2 separate regions of the Homo sapiens genome follow, and region 1 is linked to region 2. A link is a loop called in an ENCODE intact Hi-C map of the cell type or tissue named here. Cell type or tissue: heart left ventricle. All regions are shown on one strand. Each heading gives the region's core, and the rest is flanking DNA. Links, peaks and the distances in the headings are about the cores only. Region 1 overlaps SEPTIN7 (septin 7). Region 2 overlaps SEPTIN7 (septin 7).

Region 1 (10,672 bases), core at 1,692-9,691, 52 kb before region 2:
TAGAATTTACTGGTGAAGACATCTGGGTATGGGCTTTGTGTAAAGTTGTGTTTTTGCCTTTTTGGGGTGTGTGTGTGTTAGTTATTTTTTGTTACTAATCTATTATAGGTCTATTCAGATTTTCTGTTTCTTGAGTCAGTTTTGGTAGTTTATGTCTTTCTAGGAATTTTTGCATTTCCTCTAGGTTATAATCTGATCTGTTGTCAGCATGGAATTAATTGTTCATAGGTTCCTTTTTATTTCTGAAAGGTTGGTAGTGATTTCCCTTCTTTCATTCCTGATTTTAGTAATTTGAGTGTTCTGGTTTTTTTTTTCTTGGCTGGTTTAGCTAAGGTTTTGTCAATTTTGTTGATCTTTTCAGTGAACTAACTTGTGGTTTTGTTAATGTTTCTGTTTTATGTATTTCATTTATTTCTGCTTAAATAATCATTTCCTTATTTTGTTTTCCCTGTTTTGGGTTTAGTTTATTCTTTTTCTAGTTTCTTGAGATGGAAGGTTATGATGTGAGATCTTTCTTTTTAATATAGGCATTTACAGCTGTAAATTTCCTTCTAAGCACTGATTTAGCTGCATTCAATACATTTTGGTATGTTGTGTTTTTAGTTTCATTCATCTCAAAGTATTTTCCAGTATCCCTTGTGATTTAGTTTTTGACCCATTGATTATTAAAGAATGTACTGTTTAATTTTCACAAGTGTGTGAATTTTCCAGATTTTTCTCTGCAGTTGATTTCTAACTTCATTCTCTAGTGGATGAAGAATATACTTTGTATGATTTTCAGCCCATTTAAATTGAGACGTGTTTTGTGATCTAACATATGGTCTCTTCTGGAGAATATTCCATGTGCACTTGAGAAGATTGTGTTTTGCTGTTTTTGGGTGGAATGTTGTACAGCTATGTGTTAGGTCTAGTTGGTTTATAGTGTTGTTGAGTCTTCTGCTTCTTTATCATCTGTCTAGTTGTTTTACCCGTTATTGAAAGTAGGGTGTTGAAGGTCAGGTATTACTGTTCAGTTGTTTTTTTTACCTTTCATTTTCTTAGCTTTGTGCAATTTGGGGACTCTTTTATTAGGGACATACGTGCTTAAAATTGTTCTATCTTCTCAATGGATTGGTCCTTCAGTCAGTATAAAATATCCTTCTTTGTGGTAACAATATGTCTTTTAAGTCTGTGTTTTCTGATATTAGTGTAGCTACTTCAGCTCTCTCTTGTTTTCTGTCCTTTTTTTTCAATCTGTTTGTGTTTGTGATTCTGAAACATGTCTCATGTGGGCACCACATAGTTGGATCTTACTTTTAAAAATCCACATAGCCATTCTTTACCTTTTGATTGGAGTCCTATTATACCTGAAACAGCAAAATACATTAGTTACATTTAATCTAAGTAGTGATATGATTTACACCTGTAATTTTGCTGTTTTCTACATCTTGTCTTTTTTTTTTTTTTGAGACAGGGTCTCACTCTCACTCAGGCTGGAGTGCAGTGGCACCATCATAGCTCACTTGGTTGACAGTCTTTTTCTTTCAACATTCGAAATATGTTATCCTTTTGCTTTCGGGCCTCCATGGTTTCTGATAGGATGTCAGCTATTCTTATTTACAGTCTCTTATACATATAGTTGCTTCTCATAAGCTGCTTTCAAGATTCTCTGTTTTTGGTTTTTAACAGTTTGGTTATGTGTGGGTCTCTTTGATTTTATCTTATTCAGTTTGTTGAGCTTTGATGTTGATACTAATGTTTTTCTTCAAATTTGGGAAGTTTTCAGTTCTGTTTCTTCAAATATACATTCTGCCCCTTCCTTCCTAAACCCACCCCTTTTCTCCTTCCCTCCCTTACTTCATGTTTGATTTTGTTCTGTAGGTCTCTGGCTCTGTTCATTTTTCTTTCTTTACTTAAATTGGTTAATGTTATTTAACCCATTTTCAGGTTTGGTGATTCTTTTTTCTGCAAGCTGCAATCCTTCGTTGAGCTTCTCTAGTGAATACTTTTATTTATTATATTTTTTAACTCCAGAATTTTTAAAAAATTATCTTTTTTGATATTATCTATTTGATGAACATTGTTTTCATACTTGACAGTTTATTAGACTTTTCTTTAGTTCTTTGAACATATCTAAAATAGCAGGTTTAAAGTATTTGTTTAATGTCTGGGCTTTCTCAGGGACTGTTGCTTTTTTCCCCTGTACATGGGCCATGCAGTTTTGAGTTTTTTTTGCAAGGCTCATACTTTTCTCTTGAATACTAGACATTTTAAATATTTCAAATAATACAGTGTGGCAGCTCTGGAAATCAGATTCTCCCTTCTCTGCAGGGTTTATTGTTGTTGCTTTTTGTTATTTGCTTAGTTCCTTTTCGAACTAATTCTGTGAAGTTAATTTTTGCCATATGTTGTCACTGAAATCTCTGCTTGGTTATCTTAGTGGTCACTTGTGAGTGGGCCTTTAGGGACTACCAGACACATCAAATAATGACAGCAGTTTGAGAGTGAGGCTTTGAAAGCATTCCATGATTGTTCTGTTTTTTTCCAGTTGCCACTAGGCTGCTGGTTTTTACTGTGATTGTGTGCTGATGGTTTTCAAGGCTACTGTAGAGGTAGAGAGATGACAATGGGCAAGTTAAAATGCAAGAGCTGCTGTTTTTACCAAGGCTCAGCCCCTTGTCTTGAATCAGCATTACCTGGATTCCTGCAAGCTTTTAGTTAATTTCCAGAATTTTAAGTTAAGTTGATTTGAACAGTTTGTGTCAGTTTTCTCCTTGCTTTTAATGAAGCAGAATTTTCTGAAGTATTTACTCCACCAATTTCTTTGATGTTCTCCTGTGACAAGTGTTTAAGAATGTTTTTCTAGTCAATATATCATTATCTGTCCATGCATATTTTTCTAAAACCTTACTTTTAATGGCTGCCTGGTATTTTAATACATGGAGGTACTGTAATACAATTTTAGTTTCACTTGTCTTTAGAACTCATCAAAAATTGTTACAATTTTTTACTATTATGAGCAGTGCTTTGTTGAATATTCTTTTATCTTAATCATGTATGATTCTCAAGACTATCCATTTCTGGAAGTGGAATTTGTTGAATTTAAGACAATAAAAACTTCAGTTTTTGGTCCACATGGTTAAATTGCCCTTTAAGTAAGTGGTTTAAGTTTATATTCCAAAAGTCATGTAGGAGAGTGTCTCTTTTTCCACATCATCACCCAGTACTGGGCACTAGTACTCACTTTATTATTTTTATTTTTATTTTGAAATGGAGTCTCACTCTGTCATACAGGCTGGAGTGCAGTGGCACGATCTTAGCTCACTGCAACATCCACCTCCGGGGTTCAGATGATTCTCCTGCCTCAGCCTCCTGAGTAGCTGCGATTACAGGTGCATGCCTGGCTAATTTTTGTGTTTTTAGTAGAGACGGGGTTTCACTATGTTGGCAAGGCTGGTCTCGAACTCCTGACCGACCTCAGATGATCCACCCGCCTTGGCCTCCCAAAGTGCTGGGATTACAGGCGTGAGCCACCACACCTGGCCTCATTTTATTTTTTTAACTTTTGGAGACAGAGTCTCGCTCTGTCGCCCAGGCTGGAGTGCTGTAGCACCATCCTGGCTCACTGCATCCTCTGCCTCCCAGGTTCAAGCAATTCTCGTGCCTCAGCTTCCTGAGGAGCTGGGACTACCTGGCTAATTTTTTGTATTTTAGTAGAGACAGGATTTCACCATGTTGCCCAGGGTGGTCTTGAACTCCTGAGCTCAGGCAGTCCACCCGCCTCGGACTCCCAAAGTGCTAGGATTACAGGAGTGAGCCACCACACTCAGCCTAATACTTATTTTATTTTTTTCTTTTTTTAAGAGATGAGGTTCTATCTAGAGGTGATGGGAGACAGTGACAGATCATCAGGCATTAGATTCTCATAAGGACTGCGCAACCTAGATCCCTTGAATGAACAGTTCACAATAGGGTTCACTCTCCAATGAGAATCTAATGCTGCCGCTGATCTGACAGGTGCCAGAGCTCAGGCGGTAATACGAGAGGCTGGAGATACAGATAAAGCTTCAGTTGCTTGCCCGCCACTTACCTCCTCTTGTGCGGCCCAGTTCCTAACAGGCCACAGACCGCTACCAGTCCATGGCCTGGAAGTTGGGGACCCCTCTACTGGGATATTTATAATTGCATATGTGGTTACCTAATATTTCCATGATACAACACTGGTCTAGATTCTAGGCCATTCTCCTTCAAAAAGAACCCTGCTTCCTTACAGTTTTACTGTTTAGCAGCAATGTTTTCTACCCCTTCTTAAAATTTTCAGCTACCACACCCCTGTTTTGTTCTAATATTAAAGATGACATCTAACACTCAATTTTTCTTTCTGCTCCAAGCTCCATCATCATTCTGGGACATTTTTGGCCCATGTGTAAGACACTTTCAGTAAGTTAGCTTCAGTTTCTTGACTGTGCTTGAGCCATCCTTTTTTTTCTCTCTCTGTCTCATCTGAGAGCCATCCTTTTAATAGCCCTATGGAGGAATGGGTGGGAAGAAAAAATATTTAAAAGTAAAATATTAAAAAAAGAAATAATAACCCTGTGGGGCTATCATCTGCAACTTATGTTCCACTTCTAAAATCTTAATTGTATAGTCCATTTTAACCATAACTTACATGTATTTATTTATTTTTTCGAGACAGAGTTTCGCTCTTGTTGCCCAGGCTGGAGTACAATAGCGTGATCTTGGCTCACTGCAATCTCCACCTCCCAGGTTCAAGGGATTCTCCTGCTTCAGCCTCCCAAGTAGCTGGGATTTCAGGCATGCATCACCACGCCTGGCTAATTTTGTATTTTTAGTAGAGATGGGGTTTCTCTATGTTGGTCAGGCTGATCTTGAACTCCTGACCTCAGGTGATCTGCCCGCCTCAGCCTCCCAAAGTACTGGGATTACAGGCATGAGCCACCGTGCCCAGCAACTTATTTTTTTACTGTCTTCTTTACTTCCTGCCTTCCATCCTTGATCCTCTCCATTTTCATTCACTGAATTACTTCATCTGTATTTGTCATCTCTCTTGGTCTTGTACTTTTGTGTACCCTTCCTGCAAAGCAAGTTTCAAATGACTCCTACAGCCAATTTTATTGTACTCAAGTTATGGATTGCTACTGGAGGAAAAGATCACATGGCTTCAGGGATACAGTCAAAGATTTATGGTCTTCAGCCTTAACCAGGTGGACAAAATTGCTTGGATGGCTGTTACGTATTCCTAGTCTCTCTCTCTATTCTTATGGTTGCTGTTTCACATCTTTACTTCTTAAAATCCCCTACTTCTCTTCTCTTTTTTTTTGGGATTTTCAAGTTGTTTTATATCTGGTACTTAGGGAAAATCCTGTCCTTCATTCCATAAATGTTATCTGTGTCCTTACTTAACTTTGTCTGCTACTTGGTGTTTTCTATTAGCATTCACACAAATAGAACCATCTGCCTTTTTTTTTTTTTAAGTGCTTAAAACTCTTGACCTTGTATTTTCTGGCTGCTATCCTGTTGTTCTTCTCTTCAAAGATAAGCATTAAAAAAAATTGCTTATACTCACCTCCTGTAGTTTTTTTTTCTGCTTATTTATTTCCAGTCTGCCTTCTTCCCCTATCTTTCCATTGATACAGCTTTGAGAGTGGTTTCCAATGACAATAAGTAGATTTTTCTGTATCCTTAGATTGACCAATCCAGAGCATTTGGTATAGTTAACCACTTCTTGAGGGGGCTGCTACAGTTGACCTCCTTTGAAATGCTTCTGGGAACTCTTTGATTCTTCTTTTCTCTCAGCTTTTCCTAGGTTTGTTTAGGTGATTATGATGGGATGTTGGTGTTGCTTCTTGGCCTGCTTCCTACTCTGTATGCTGTATTTGGATTCATATCCATGGCCTTGATACCATTTAAATGTTGATTACTTAAGATATTCATTATCTGTCTAACCTAGATGTTTCTAGCATTTCTAACCTTTATATATACAACTGCCTACTAGACATTGTCTTCCCAAAGTCCACCTTAACTCAGATGATTTCTACTTTTAACAGTTGGTACTCACCATTCATCTTAATTGCTCAAGCCCAAATTAAGAAATCTGAATTTTATCACCCTTCTACAAGTTAGTTACAGAGATCTGTCATTTCATGTCTTTAATATCTAACCTAGCATTGTCCAATAGCAATTTGATGCAAGCCACATATGTAATTAAGCTTTCATAATAACCACATTTAAAAAGTAAACAGGTGAAACTAACTTTAGTTTTATATTTTATGTAATTGGGATATCTAAAATTTTATTTCAACATGCAATCAGTATAAAATTATTAATAAGATATTTTTGATTCTTATACTAAGTCTTTAAAATATGATATTTTACACTTACAGCACATCTTAATTCAGACTAGCTACATTTCGAGTACTCAGTAGCCACATGTAGCTAGTGGCTACCTTAATGGCTAGTAGAGTTCTAACCTATATTTCTCTTTATCCTTACTACCTCTATCTTGGTTCAAGCCTTTATTTTTCCCCTGAGCAGCTGGAGCAGCTCTTGGGGATTACTACCATTTTCTCCTCCAGTTCATCATCAATATTCTTGTCAGTAGTAATTTTCTAAAGTATGAATGTGACTCTGCATGTGAATTCATGTGATTGTGCATTCCTCTTTGTATCTTTAGTGTTCTTCCTAAGCTTTCAAGATGAAGTCTAAGTTCCTAAGTATGGCCAACAAAGTCCTTCCTCATCTGACTTTTGCTTAACTTTCCTAAGCTATAGTTCCTTGATCCTAAAAATGAGTTGTATTGAACTGTTTGTAGTTCCTATAAGGAACCATACGCTCTTCTTGCTTTTGGGCCTTTGCAGTTAATAACTCAACTGACTGAGACCCATATTCTCCAGCTCCCACCCTCATCTGTCATCAAATTAAGGTCTACTAGTCAGTCCTTCAGTATCTAAAGGATCTGATCCCAGGATAGGATGAAACACCCTTCCTTGTTTGCTCTTATATATCCTTCTGTGCTTTCCTGTATCAGGGCATTTATCACTGAATTATTTTAATTGTCCTCTAGCTTATCTCACCTCCCTATTAGATTCTTAGCTTCTTGAGCAGGGATCTTGTTTTTATTAGCTTTTATATTCCTGTTTACTAGAACACACATATATGCTTGGCATATTGTAAGTATGTTGAATGAATGAGTGAAGGAATGAGGTAAGTCTAGGAAGTTAAGATCTGAACTCTAAGTTCAGAGCAAAGAAAAATTGATTTAAATTTTAAGTTATCTCATTCTTGTATGTATTTATAGAGTTAAATATTAGAATCTTTTTAACAGATTAACTGAGAATCCAGAATAGGATTAAGAAAATAAAAGTTGGTTCTGTCAGTACCCAGTTGTTCATATCAGTAAAAAGAGGAGAGCTGGGGGCATGCTAAATAGGTTATGAACCTTTAAAATAGTTGAGGGATGAGGAACATAAAAACTGATATTTAGGACATGCCTATGTAATCTTGTAATATTTTAGTTTTCATATTATATTAAATCTAGAATCTAGGCATTTTTAGACCAGTTATACTTAAAATATTTAAAACATTTAAATGGCAAATGAATTTCTTTAACTTTTCCCTTAGGCTGTATGAGAGATGGTAGGAATTTGACTAAGCAAGTACCAGACACATATCTGTGTATGATATAAGGCTTTTGTTAGGAATACTAAGGAGTTGAGAAGTAAACTTCTGCATTAATATCTTTTCCTTTTGTAGTCTGTGGTTGTTTTTCATATTTAGAATTACTTACACTTTAGGAGAAACATACTTCGTCAGTGTGTAAAACAATATGCTATATATATGTATATTTATATATATATATATTTTTTAAAATCCAAAGGGAGGCAGATTGGAGTTATTTAGAAAAGATCAATGGCTATTTTTGAAATACAAAGTTACTAATGTAAACCTTGGATTTTTGTAGCTTGATGTTTAAACTGCAAATAGAATTTGGGTGTGTTAAGGTAATTTGAGGTGCGCATTATAATCCCTAGTCATTTTAGTTTTTTATTAAACATCTCATTTTGTAATGATATTGGGAAGTTGAAGGTTTGTAGTTCCTTCTAGGGTTGTTTTTCTCAAATTCTGATTTTTATTAGGCATCCATTCTGTTACAAACTCCCCTTGATCAATTTTTTGTTACTAAAAAGCATATTTAATAGTTTTCAAAATAAGTTGCTGCTTTTTCCTATTGGAAAATTTTTATCTACTGGAAAATTTGTTGAAAATTAGTATTCAGAGTTTTAAAAATGGTAATGGCATTTTAGATAGCAAGATTTGGGTAACTTTGGAATAGGAACAAATGGCAAGAGAACGTAAAGAATTCTTAAAGAATTTCAGTAATCTATCTATTAGAACTTGTTTGAAGCGTGCTGTTACTTGAATATATTTGTGCTGAACTAATGTAACCTTAGAAGGAAGGTTAGAACTAAGTTACCGGATATTGTATTTAAGTTGATTTTTCCATCAAACAGTGGAGTTACCGTAGTTTGATTTTTCTTAACTATGCTTTTAACATACAGATTTAACATCTAAAAGATTTTGTAAAGCATATCTAGCAGATACGCTTTTAGAAAAGATTATTTGATAAATGTTTCTTCTTAAATGACTAATGTTTGAAATCAAGGAATACTTTAAAGACCTAGGGGTATTTTTGTAGAAGCTTGGGTGAATATGCTTTTATTTATACATACTTATAAATGCCACAATTGTATCACTCACATCTATAAATAATGTTCCTTATCCCGAGATATTTCACACTGGCACTGTGAACATTTGTGCAGGAAAAGAATCAGTGGGTGGTTAAGTCTTTTGAATTACAGACTATGGTTGATTTTAGAATTTAGGGTATGGAAAAATTCTTATGAGATATGACAAGTCTATATGTTTTAATCGACCAGTATTAAATTTTTTATTTTTTTTGAGACAGAGTCTTGCTCTGTCATCCAGGTTGGAGTGCAGTGGCGCGATCTCCACTCACTGCAACCTTTGCCTCCCAGGTTCAAGTGATTCTCCTGCCTCAGCCTCCAGAGTAGCTGGGACTACAGGTGTGCGCCACTATGCCCAGCTAATTTATGTATTTTTAGTAGAGACAGGGTTTCACCATGTTGGCCAGGCAGGTCTCGAACTCCTGACTTCAAGAGACCTGCCTGCCTCGGTCTCCCAAAATGCTAGGATTACAGGCTGGAGCCATTATGCCTGGCCAAATTATTAGTATATTTTCTAAATAGTATTTGTGCTAGGTAGCTTCAGAGCCATATTTTTGTATCTGATAGGACACTTCTATACGAATTTTGGGATGATATGTTTTTAGCCAAACCCATGTTTTATCTTTGTACAGAGTTTCTTCCTCAGAAGATGTTTTCCTGAAAGAGTAGTCATTCAGATTTTTAAAATATCTACTGTGTGTCAGCACTTTGCTAAGAACATAGAGATGAATATGACATGGTTCTCTCCCTCTGGGAAATCAGTCATATGGGGGAACTGACAAAATGTTTAAAATAATTTTATTTTAAAAAATATTTATTATAATAATTACATGCAAATAATTGTCTACTGTAAATCATCCTAGTTACTCTTCTTTGTCACCATGTTACTGAGACTGCTCTTATTTTTTAAGTTACCAGTGACCTTATTTCCAAATTTTATCAGTATGTCTGTTTCTGTAATGGTATCTTTCTCTGTAGCATTCAGCATAGTTAAGTGAATCCTCCATCCCTGAGATGATCTTGGTTTTCTTCCTGTCTCCACTGACTGATCTTTCTCTGCTCCAGGGCTTTGCCTCGACCCCCTTCTTCTTTTTTTTGAGACTGGAGTTTCTCTCTTGTTGCCCAGGCTGGAGTGCAGTGGCACGATCTCAGCTCACTGCAACCTCTGCCTCCCAGGTTCAAGCGATTCTTGTGCCTCAGCATCCCAAGTAGCTGGGACTGCTACAGGCACATGCCACCAAGTCCGGCCCATTTTTGTATTTTTAGTAGAGATGGGGTTTCACCATGTTGGCCAAGATGTTCTCGATCTCCTGACCTTGTGATCCACCCGCCTTGGTCTCCCAAAGTGCTAGGATTACAGGCATGAGCCACCGTGCCCTGCCGACCTCCTGTTTATCTATAGTCTGTCTTTGGGAATCCAATCCTGTTTCAATAGTATCTGCATGGCGATGATTCCTAAATCTATATTTTCAGCACCAACCAACCATGAAATTTCTCACTCTGTTGTCCAGGCTGGAGTGTAGTGGCATGATCACAGCTCACTGAAGCCTCAACCTCCTGGGCTAAAGCAATCCTCTCGCCTTGGCCTCCCAAAGTTTGGAATTACAAGCATGAACCGCTCTGGATGGCTGAGAGCTATCTTTAAAACAGTAATCAGGTCACTTGCCTATGAAAAACTCTCTAGTGTCTTCCTATCATGCCTAAAATAACATCCATATACTTCCTACTTTGGCTGAGTCCCAAATGATCAGGCCCCTGCTTGCCTCCCTGACCTCATTTCCTATCACTCATCCCCTTGTCCACTACTTCACTTCATTATAGTTCATGGACCTTCTTTTTTTTTTTTTTTTTTTTTTTTGGAGACGGAGTCTCGCTCTGTCATCCAGGCAGGAGTGCAATGGCACGATCTCGGCTCACTGCAGCTTCCA
Region 2 (10,672 bases), core at 1,576-9,575:
GCATATTACTGAAGGTAGAATGGGCTTCGTTTGGTAATAAAGGAACCAGAAATAGTTTGAAGTAAAATTGGGAGATGATTCATGTAGATTTACTATATTGTTGTATCACTTTCTAGTGTGTAGTACTATGTTATTTAAAAGAGTAAGTAGGTAAAGGAGTGGTATGATTACTTTGGATATTTCTGCTTCAGCCACAGTTACCATGAATAAATGATCTGTCTTTATAAAGGAGATGGAAGTGAATTCAAGATATTGAGATGTTAGATTTGACTGGGTTGTCCTTTGGCTAGAAGATCACCAGATAAAATGTAAACCTCCTAAACTAGATGAGATGATACCATTAAACATTTTTTTTGGCCCAGCACTTTGGGAGGCTGAAATGGGAAGATCGCTTGAACCCAGGAGTGAGGCTGCAGTAAGCTATAATCTGCCATGCACTCCAGCCTGAGCAACAGAGTGAGACCCTGACTAAAAAAAAAAAAAAAAAAAAATGTTTTTCCTTTGGTTCTCATGATCTCACACTGATGAATCTGATTGTTTTCTCTGAGTTATTTTGCCTCTCTCATGTTATTAGGGTAACCTGATAATAGACATGTTATCTTAGTTGTGTGGTATGTGACAGTGATCTCCTAAATGATGTGCATCAATCATTGATACTGAGGATGATCAGAAAATATTACAACTGTTATTGATGTTTACTTTTTTAATCTACAGATTAATGATAATGCATATTAATACTTAATATTCAGATTGCCAATAGTATATATTTGGTGGATAAATATCTTTTGGATCTGCAAAATTTTCACTTGATAGTTTATATCAGGATCAAAGCAGTTTAAAGAACATTAAAAGATAAGAATTTGGCATCTCATTTCTCTAAAAGATAAGTCATGTGTGTCCACATCTCAGGCAATTTTTTTCAGTTTTAATAAGTTTTATTCCTCATAATAAAATTTTTTTAACAGAAAACTCTTGATTGCTGTAGACCTCTGCTGTGTATTCGGTAGTCACTAGCCATATGTGGCTATTTAAGTTAATTCAAATTAAATAAAATTAAATATCAGCTCCTCATTTGCAGTAGTCAGATTTCAAGGACTAAGTAGCCACATGGACAAGTGGAAGGTGGTGTTCAGTTGCTGCTCATAATAGTTGATACCCTAGGATTTGGAGATGCAGTGTGGATACACAACAATTCCATCATCTCAGAAAGTGTTATTGGATAGTGTGGCTACAGACTTTTCTTGCTCAGCAATCTTAGTCTCCGCATGTTAGTCTCTTCATGCATCAGGTAGCATCTATAAAACATGCCAAAAGGAAGTAGGCTATCTCTAAAAGTGTCCCAAACTTTTTGTCTTGTAAATTAGCTTATCAGCATACTTGGAGCCTCTAGCCTTAATAAGGACTTGTTATCCTTATTAAATGTGTTATCAGGAGAAAGCCTGTCTTTTTCTGGAGGAATTATTCCCTTTTCATTTGAATCCGTGTTTGCTTTATCTTGGGTTCCTGAAAACTGATATTTTGCATTTAACAGCAGCATATGCCCAGGATGAATGATAATACATCTTCTGATACAGAGCTTGAGATTACAGAATGTCTTAAATTGTTCCAGGAACTGTTGTTATCATTTAAGTCCAATAATCAGTTAGTAAGGTTTCACCCTACCAGAATACACTTTTTTTTAAAATAAAAACTGTCTGGACTTTTGCTGATTACATTGTCCAGAATGTGGAGTATCACATTTGAGAAAAGGATTGGATCCTAGCCATAACATAAATACAAGGGTAATACATCCATGCTGAGAAAGATTAAGGAATGATAGTAAGTTTATTTGAGTGAGTGGTTGGGGCCAAACTTGATAGAGAATAGTCCAGGAAGACATTTACTGTAAATGGTAGATTAGATGTTCTTCTCTGATTAATTACATTTGAACTCTGTGAATTATTAAATCACTCAAACTGCTTATTTGTATTATTAGATGCACATTTAAGTTATATAAGTATTACATGTCTTTAGTGGTGATCACTATTTTATCAGTTCCTCTGTCTGTCTTTATACCAAGTATGAGTCATAAACCCAGTATGAATTTGCCAAGAGATTGGCAGACTATTTGTATATATGCTTTTCTTTCAAATAATCTGGATTTCCAATGCCCGCTATCATCAATTCTAAAGGTAATGTGGTAGTAGGTAGATTTAGTTTGCTAACAGTTTCCCAGTTGGTTTTGATAAACTCGAACGTCCCTACCATCACCCCTTGTAGGAAATCACTGATGTAATGTATGATATTAACATCTGCACCAATTACTCTTACAGGTGGAACAATCCAAAGTTTTAATCAAAGAAGGTGGTGTTCAGTTGCTGCTCACAATAGTTGATACCCCAGGATTTGGAGATGCAGTGGATAATAGTAATTGGTAAGAAGGGTTTGTCCTCACAACTTTGCAGTGCATTTGGGGTACTGGGGTGGTTAAACTTTTTCTTCTTAACATTTTAAAACTTCTCATCTTAGCAAAGGTCACCAAACTTCAAGCAACATGACTTGGGTTTGTATACCAACTTTGCCACTTATCTGACAAAGTTGTTTAACTTCTTTGAACCCATTTACTTTTCTATAAAATGGAGATAATACCTATCATAAAATTGTTTTTAAGACATATTCTAAAATAACATAGGTAAATAGAAGAATTCTCATTATTGTAAGAAATTTAAAACTGTTCACTTTAATTTTATTCATTTGTATAAATTCTATCTCAATCCTAATTTAAACCTGATATTTAGACTTTCAGTTTTTCTGTAAGTCCTAAGTGAAGAAAACAACTATGAAATTTTAGTCTGAAGTAATTATCTTAGTATTTTATAAATAATACTTTTATTTTTGTTTGAATTCACATTGTTTTTGAGGTAATTTTCTGTCAACTCTTAAAACTCCCAAGTTCACCATGAAGTTTTTTTATTATTTAAAGTAATCTCTCATTTGAAATTTTAAACTGCATATAATTGTTTTCATATTATGAAGTGTGTTATTAATACACTTATTAGTGCAAATAATATGCTAATATTTAGCTGTGTTTCGACAGTAAATAGTTTATTTTCTTTCATTTGGAAAGTTTTGAATAATGAATATTTATTCAACATAATTTATATTTTTGAATATATAGAATAACTTGACATATCTTCTACTGGTAAATTCATTTTGCCCATTTGAAAATACTGATTATTGTCCTTTAACAGTCATCAGTTAATTCATATGTAGAATTGCAGCTTGTTTTGTTTATTTGCGTTCTATAGCTGGCAGCCTGTTATCGACTACATTGATAGTAAATTTGAGGACTACCTAAATGCAGAATCACGAGTGAACAGACGTCAGATGCCTGATAACAGGGTGCAGTGTTGTTTATACTTCATTGCTCCTTCAGGACATGGGTCAGTACCTTGATACTTCTGATTCCTTTTTTGTTGTTGTTGCTTACTGTTACCTTTATGTGCATACTTTAGTAATCTTTAAGTTTGTGAAGTACACACAACTATAGCCATTATGAAGTACTAAATTTCATGTAGAAATGTCTTAGTTGAAAAGCCATTTTAAGTCCTATATAAGCTAACAGTGATTTTACTCCTTAGTTCTTCATTCATAAGGATTTTCCCTGCTTCATGAAATAAACAGTGTTGCCACCATGGTTTGAGGTCTCAATGTGGCAAATTTAGCTTTCATGTTGACCACTCTGCTACTAATAGAAATACCAAATAAAGAGAAGCAGCCATACCAGTTAGACATATTCAAAATAAATCCAAAGATGCTATTTATTATAAGTTTCATAGAAATGATTATCAAAAACACTTGCATGCCAATGTTTTCTTGTGCCATTTCTTTCTACAATAAATCTATTTGGCTTCTGTTTCACCTTAGCTGTCATAGACGTGTTGTTCAGGTATCATATTGTCAGTACTAATCTTTTGTTTATTAGGACTTAAGACCTAAGAATCTAGACATTAATCTAATCTGATTGTTCTGTTTGTTATAGTTAGCCTGTACTCCCTTTTTTTGTTTTTTGTACTTCTGCTGTCATTTTGAGTACATATATGTGTTATTGACAACTGCAGAATTTTCCAGTTATTCTTCCTCAGTCTTTTCCTTTGGGTAAGTAACTCAGTATATATAATTCAGCCACCTGATGATTATAACTCCACCATCTCTCCACCAAAAGAACTGTAGTAGCATCAGGCTAAATAGCATTAAGTTATCTAACACTCACATTACAGTAGTGTAAACCAATTCCTTCAAGTATACCTTTCTCTTCTATTTTTGGCTTCTTGCTCTCTTTTACTTTTTTATAGATAGGTCAATGCCCATTATCACTCTAGATGGATAAGGGAGCCTTAATTATATACTTATATGTTTGCACTGCCAGATTGTAGTGGAGTAAAGATGTTTCTTCTTTTATGTCTAATATTCTTTTACAGTACTCTCAGTTTACATGTTTAAATCACTAAACTGACTCTGACTTAAAAGGCTCAAAAAAAGTAATCTCAAAAATACAACATATTATATAACCTTTTATGAGTATTTGTGTAGCTACTTGAATTTGTATTTTTAAGTCATTCTCGTTTAACTTGTCAGGGCTTTTTCCTTTAAGCCAGCAGAGTGAAATCTTAACCTGCATTTAAGTCAATAAAACTTGTCAGCTTATAACCAATTTTATTATTTTAGATCTTCTGGACTCTCTCCAAGTTTAGTAATTCTCATGAAGTCACATTCCTTCCATCCCCTTGGGGAAAATTTTATTTCCTAAAATTGCATGGGAAATGAGAGCTTTTTTAAAAGAACAAATTTTTATATTCAAATGATATGTAGTGGCTTTGTGCCATTTCTTATTTGTCACAAGGGGTAAGATGTTTAAAATTGCTATTTCTTATATATAAAAATGTACCTTTGAACAATTTCTCAGTTTATTTTTAGAAATGGAGCAAAGTTTTGCCCTTTGGTACATGATATTGTGGATTAAGTGAAGGAATATGACACAGAATTTTATGTATAGAGTTCCAGATATCCTGCTCACTACAGACTGAAATTCCATGCAGTCTAATAGATGAATCAGAGCGTTTCCGTCTTGTCTGGGTAGTCCCTGGGTTCCCTTTTTGGAGGGATTTGTTTTTAGATAATTATAAATTGGTCCAACAGTGTACTTTCAGTGCCTCCTACCTCCCTCTACCAAGTATGAACTGCATGCATGGCTAATGTATGATTTCAGCTATTATTGCTTCATTTGCATTGTTCAGTATTTTGTAATTGTTATTAAAATAAAAAACTGACTTGGAACATGAATTTTAAAATGGTGTTTTATCCTTCTAGTATTGATTACCACTTTTAGAAAAATTGGTGTCATCCAGTGAGTTTTATACAGAAGGATTTTTTCTCTTATACATACATACATACATACATACAAAAAAAATTTGTCATTTGCCCTGTGGTTGTTCATTATGCTGTAGACTTTGAGGTTAAATAGTCTTTTCTCTCTAGTATGGGTTTATCTTCTAGAAACGATAAAGGATTTTCTGTTGCTTAAAAACAAGATTTAAAAACTAAATTTGTTGATGAAAAGACCAGCCAATATAAAACTAAATGGACAGAGGAAAAAATTCAACCAGAATGTAATATACATGTGAACTAAATGTTTTCTGTTGCTGACATTTTGTAGGCTTCTGAAATTTAATGGGACTTTTACAAGGTTTACCTTTTTTCCTAAAGTTTAATTTTTAAACTGACTTAAATGTTCTTTGACCCTTTGGTTATATTTAAGAAGTTGACTTCCCTAATTTCCTTGTTATGTTTATTTTTAAATATCTTTCTTTCTAGAAGTTGGGATATTATAATAAATACTCAGCAAGTATTGTTTTGCATTTAAATATAAAATCTTGTTATTTGGATTTTAATAGTTTATATTAAATGCCCTTAAGATTTATTAAAATTTTGGATTAACTGAACTCTGCTTTTTTGTCACTGGATTGATAAGCAGGCTTATATCTGACATAACAGCTTAATAAGGTAGTGGCAGTTTAAATTTGTCATGAATATGAATTGAAAAACCATAACAATTTAGAAATCTGAGATTGAATATTTCATGGCATTTATATTTAGTGTTTTATATAATGATTAATGAAAAGAAGCAAAACTTAAAATTTTTTTTCAAAAATGGATAGGTTCAGGCCAGATGCAATGGCTTACGCCTGTAATCCCAGCACTTTGGGGACCAAGGCAGGAGGACCATTGCTTGAGGCCACAGACTAGGCAACATAGTGAGATCCCATCTCTACAAAAAATTAAAAAGTTAGTTGAGGCTGGGCGCAGTGGCTCACACCTGTAATTCTAGCACTTTGAGAGGCTGAGGCAGGTGGATCACCTGAGGTCAGGAGTTCAAGACCAGCCTGGCCAACATGGTGAAACCTCGTCTCTACTAAAAATACAAAAATTAGCCAGGCTTGGTGGTGGATGCCTGTAATCCCAGCTACTCAGGAGGCTGAGGCAGGAGAATTGCTTGAACCCGGGAGGCGGAGATTGCAGTGAGCCAAGATTGTGCCACTGCACTCCAGACTGAGCAATAAGAGTGAAACTAAAAAAAGAAAAAAAAATTAGCTGGGCCTGGGGGTGCACTCTGTAGTCCTAGCTACCCAGGAGTCAAAGTGGAAGAATTGGAGGCTATGGTGAGCTATGACTACACCACTGCACTCCAGCCTGGGTGACAGAGCAAGACCCTGTCAAAAAAATAAATAAATAAAAATGGATAGGTTCTTTTAGTTAACACTAGTGAGGCAAGAACACAGTTTACAGATAATATAAACAGGGTTATTCCATCTACACACACTTTTTTCGTTGTGCTCCCTATTCTCTGAATGCCAGTGTCAATTTTCAGGGGATTTAAGACAAGGAGAATTAGAATAGGAGGCAGCTATCTTAATTCTCCATGTTTGCTTTCTCCCCCTCACTGTCTCTGTCTTTCTGCCTGTCAGCCTTACTACTACAGTAAAGTATATACAGTAATCTTTGTTAGTAAAAAGGACTGGACTATCTTATTAGTCTTAGGGCCCTAATCCCCCCAGTTTTAATATATATGTTTCTCTTTCTTTATTTTAAAATGTCAGTCAATTCAATTATTAGTATGTCAATAAAATTATTAACAGAATGAGACCTTTATTTCATTTTTCTCATGTTTTTATAAAAGTTAAAGAATACCACTTTAGAATGGTAGTCCTTTGCAAAATATTTCTAGTATCTTCATTTATTCTTGTGAAACATTCAATTTTAGTCCACAATATATTCCAGATTTGAGGACTTCGGTTCTCATTTAGAATTACTAAAGGACATAACGAAAATCACAGCAGCTTACTTTTTTTGTCAACAAATATTTGGGCACCTTCTTGAGTGTTAGATACCACGCTGGGTGCTGAGGATACAGATAAATTGAGATAAGGCCCTCGCTGTAGAGGGTATTTCAGTGAGAAGATGGGAGAAACAAATACAGATGCTCCTCAACTTGGGACAGGGTTACCTGTTGAAGTTGAAGATACGTTTAATAGCGTAGCCTACATTTGGGCAAAATCATCTAACATAAAACCTATTTTGTAATAATGTGTTGAATATCTCATGTAATTTATTGAATACTGTACTGAAAGTAAAAAGCAGAATGGTTGTATGGTTTCTATTCTATGCGTATTGCTTGCACACTATCAGAAAGTTGAAAAATTGTTAAGTGGAACCATAGTTAGTGAGGACCCATCTGTATGCAGGCAGGCAGTTATGGTACAGCACACTAAGTGTTGTCAGCACATAGAAATATGCCTAGTCTCAAGGTTAGAGAAGGATTCCCAGTGGAAATTGGATCATAAGCCAGTGTCCTAAAGGATGAATAGGAATTAGCCAGGCCAAGGAGAAGGAGGATGAGAATGGAGGAGGGTGTTCCAGCTAAGGTAGTAGCCTGTGGCCAGATGTCAAAGTATGATGCTTTCAAGGAATTGTAAGAAATTCAGAAAGGCTGGCACATTGGAAGTAGGAGGCGAAAGAAAGGCCAGGAATGCTAAGAGATGAGGTTAGCTTGAGAATCTATGTCTTCACAAGCTTTGTGGGCCATTCTAGTTAAGGCATCTGGCCTTTAGTAAGATTTTTGGTCAGGTCATAACTCCATAAGATTTGGATTTAGAAAGACCACTCTGACTTCAGTATGGATGATTCATGTTATAGTTATTCATTCCAAAGGACTTGGTGGCCTAGACTAAAGTAATGGAAATGGAGATATACATACATCATGCATACACACATCTATACACATACTATATATAGGAATAGGATTAGAGGAGGGGAGGAATCCTAGGTTTCACACTTGAGTAATGGGGAAGATTGTAATGCCATTCACTGAGATAGGAAGCGTAGAAGAGGGAAAATGGGGGTTCAGATGAGCTTTTGATTTTAAGGAGCCCATGGAACACCCAGGTAGCATATCCACTGGGTAAACACAAACCTGGAACTTAACAGTGAGATATGAGCTGTCTATGAAGATTTGGAAGTCAGTTGACCAATTGAAGATAATTGAAATCTATTGTAGTCATAATAATTGTACTGAATGTAGAGTAAGAAGAGAAAGCCTGGTAGGGAATTCTAAAGAATGTACTTCTTAAGGGACTAGCTTACTAAGAGGATCCTGAAAAGTATCCTAAGGAAGAAGAGCTTGTGAGAGAATAAGTAATGGTAAGCACCATGATAGAAGTATTTAGTCACCTTCTTGAAAGTACAGAGGCAAACTGGAGGCAGCAGCCAGATTGTAATGAATAAAAGGGATGTTGAAGATTATCTTGTGAGCATCTTGTCAGAGAAAGATAGTTGGTAGCAAGAACTGAATGTGGAGTTGGAAGAGGACTACCATTTTTCATTTTTAAAAAATCCTCCAGCCTGGGCAACCTGGCGAGACATTGTGTCTACAAAAAATACAAAAATTAGGCAGGCATGGTGGTGTGCACCTGTAGTCCCAGCTACTCAGGAGGCTGAGATGGGAGGATCTGAGCCTGGGAGGTGGGTTGCAGTGAGCTGAGATTACACCACTGCACTCCACCCAGGGCAACAGAGTGAGACCCTGTCTTAAAAAATTAAATAAAAAAAAAAAAATTAAAAACCTTGTAAATTTTGAGTAATAAATATAGAGATAATTCTAGGAAATTCTATTAGGAGCCTTTCTGGTTTTTCCAATTCCTCTTTAGGGCCAAAACCCTGTGACCAGGGTTCAAGGGCAGGAGTCAAAGCCTTAGCCACTCCAATGCTTCTTGAAGTCCTGTTCTACCTAACTTTTGCTGGCCTAATACATCTTCAGAGTGTTTCTGATAAGTAAGTAAAGTAGTTACATTGTATTTAACTAGCATTGGGGATGTGAAGAATCTTGTTCTCCCAAACTGATCAATTCAGTCAAATTAAATACTGTGTATTTCAGACTTAAACCATTGGATATTGAGTTTATGAAGCGTTTGCATGAAAAAGTGAATATCATCCCACTTATTGCCAAAGCAGACACACTCACACCAGAGGAATGCCAACAGTTTAAAAAACAGGTGAGCAGGATGTGTTAACCCAGGTTTCTTATACCGTTCTCATAATTTGCAGTTTTTACTATTTTTAGTATAATGTGTTGCAATCCATTCCTCTTACTGCTTTACTATATTGTCATTTATACTGTATTAGAAATAACTCTTCAATCTTCTGCCTTTGTCAGTTTTTAAATATGGCTGTTTTAAGTGTTCTGTAATAACACCCCCACACAGACAATTTCTCCCCATACTCTTTAGAATTATTTTCTTTTTTCTTTTCTCTTTTCTTTTCTTTTTTTTTCTTTTCTTTTTTTTTTTTTTTTTTTTGAATTATTTTCTTAGAATGAATTCCCAGGAAGTGGATTATTCTTTCAAAGGCTATGATTGTTTTTATGGGTCTTTATCTCCCCACTCCCCATTTTGTCATGGTGCTTTCCCAATAAAACAAATTTGTACATCTGTTTCACTGTGACTTTGCCAGCATTGTTATTTTTATTTTGAAAACTTTTTTGGAATGAAGTGGTAACCAATCATTTCTTTGTCTTTTCCTTTTATTTTCCCGAAAGGCTGAACATTTTAAAAACAAAGTCATTTTTTTCCCCCTTTTTGTAAACATCTGCTCAAATCCTTTGTCTTTTTGACCAGTAGTACTTGGTATTACCCGTATTTATTGATATGGGTTCTTTTTATTCTGGATATTTAGTTCTCTCTCATTTTCACAATATTTTTTCTGTTTTCTCTTTTGCTGCTTATTTTTGTTTTCAGTGCACTAATTTTGTTTTCAGTGCACTTTACGGGATATTTATAGTTTAAGTTATTGTTCAAACCTATGACCCTAAGATTAAGAGTCTCATGCTGTATGACTGAGCTAGCTGGAAGGCCACTAAACTGTTTTTCTAGACTCACGTCTAGTTGTCTCAATAATATTGAGTTACACAGTCACACATATTTCTAATTTAATTGTGTTTGGTTCGTTATATATTACATTTTATGAAATGTAAGGTCAATTCTGGAACCTTTCTCTATTCCAGTAGTCCAAAGGCCAGTAGTATATTGTTTAAACCACAGCAGCTTTATATAATATTTAAAAGTAGATTGTAATTATCTCT

The links. A loop is a pair of places that touch in the nucleus more often than their neighbours do. Peaks named below come from ENCODE experiments on the same cell type or tissue, not always from the same donor. Only the 100,000 strongest peaks of a DNase experiment are listed, where the experiment ranks them.
Region 1: a loop joins it to region 2, with 1.9 times the contacts of the local background. A loop is called at or near these places in 8 of 110 quality-filtered maps.

Annotation. Positions count from the first base shown.
Region 1 is chr7:35,818,551-35,829,222 of GRCh38, forward strand. All of the region lies in intron 1 of SEPTIN7 (septin 7), which reads left to right. Among named protein-coding and RNA genes, the nearest start is that of SEPTIN7, 23 kb to the left of the region's middle. In heart left ventricle, for the core only: no CTCF peak of the experiment used is centred there; no DNase peak of the experiment used is centred there; H3K27ac peaks cover 1,064 bases.
Region 2 is chr7:35,870,354-35,881,025 of GRCh38, forward strand. SEPTIN7 (septin 7) reads left to right here. Exons shown (of 14, transcript NM_001788.6): 5 at 2,313-2,413; 6 at 3,288-3,422; 7 at 9,470-9,587. Among named protein-coding and RNA genes, the nearest start is that of SEPTIN7, 75 kb to the left of the region's middle. In heart left ventricle, for the core only: no CTCF peak of the experiment used is centred there; no DNase peak of the experiment used is centred there; H3K27ac peaks cover 2,728 bases.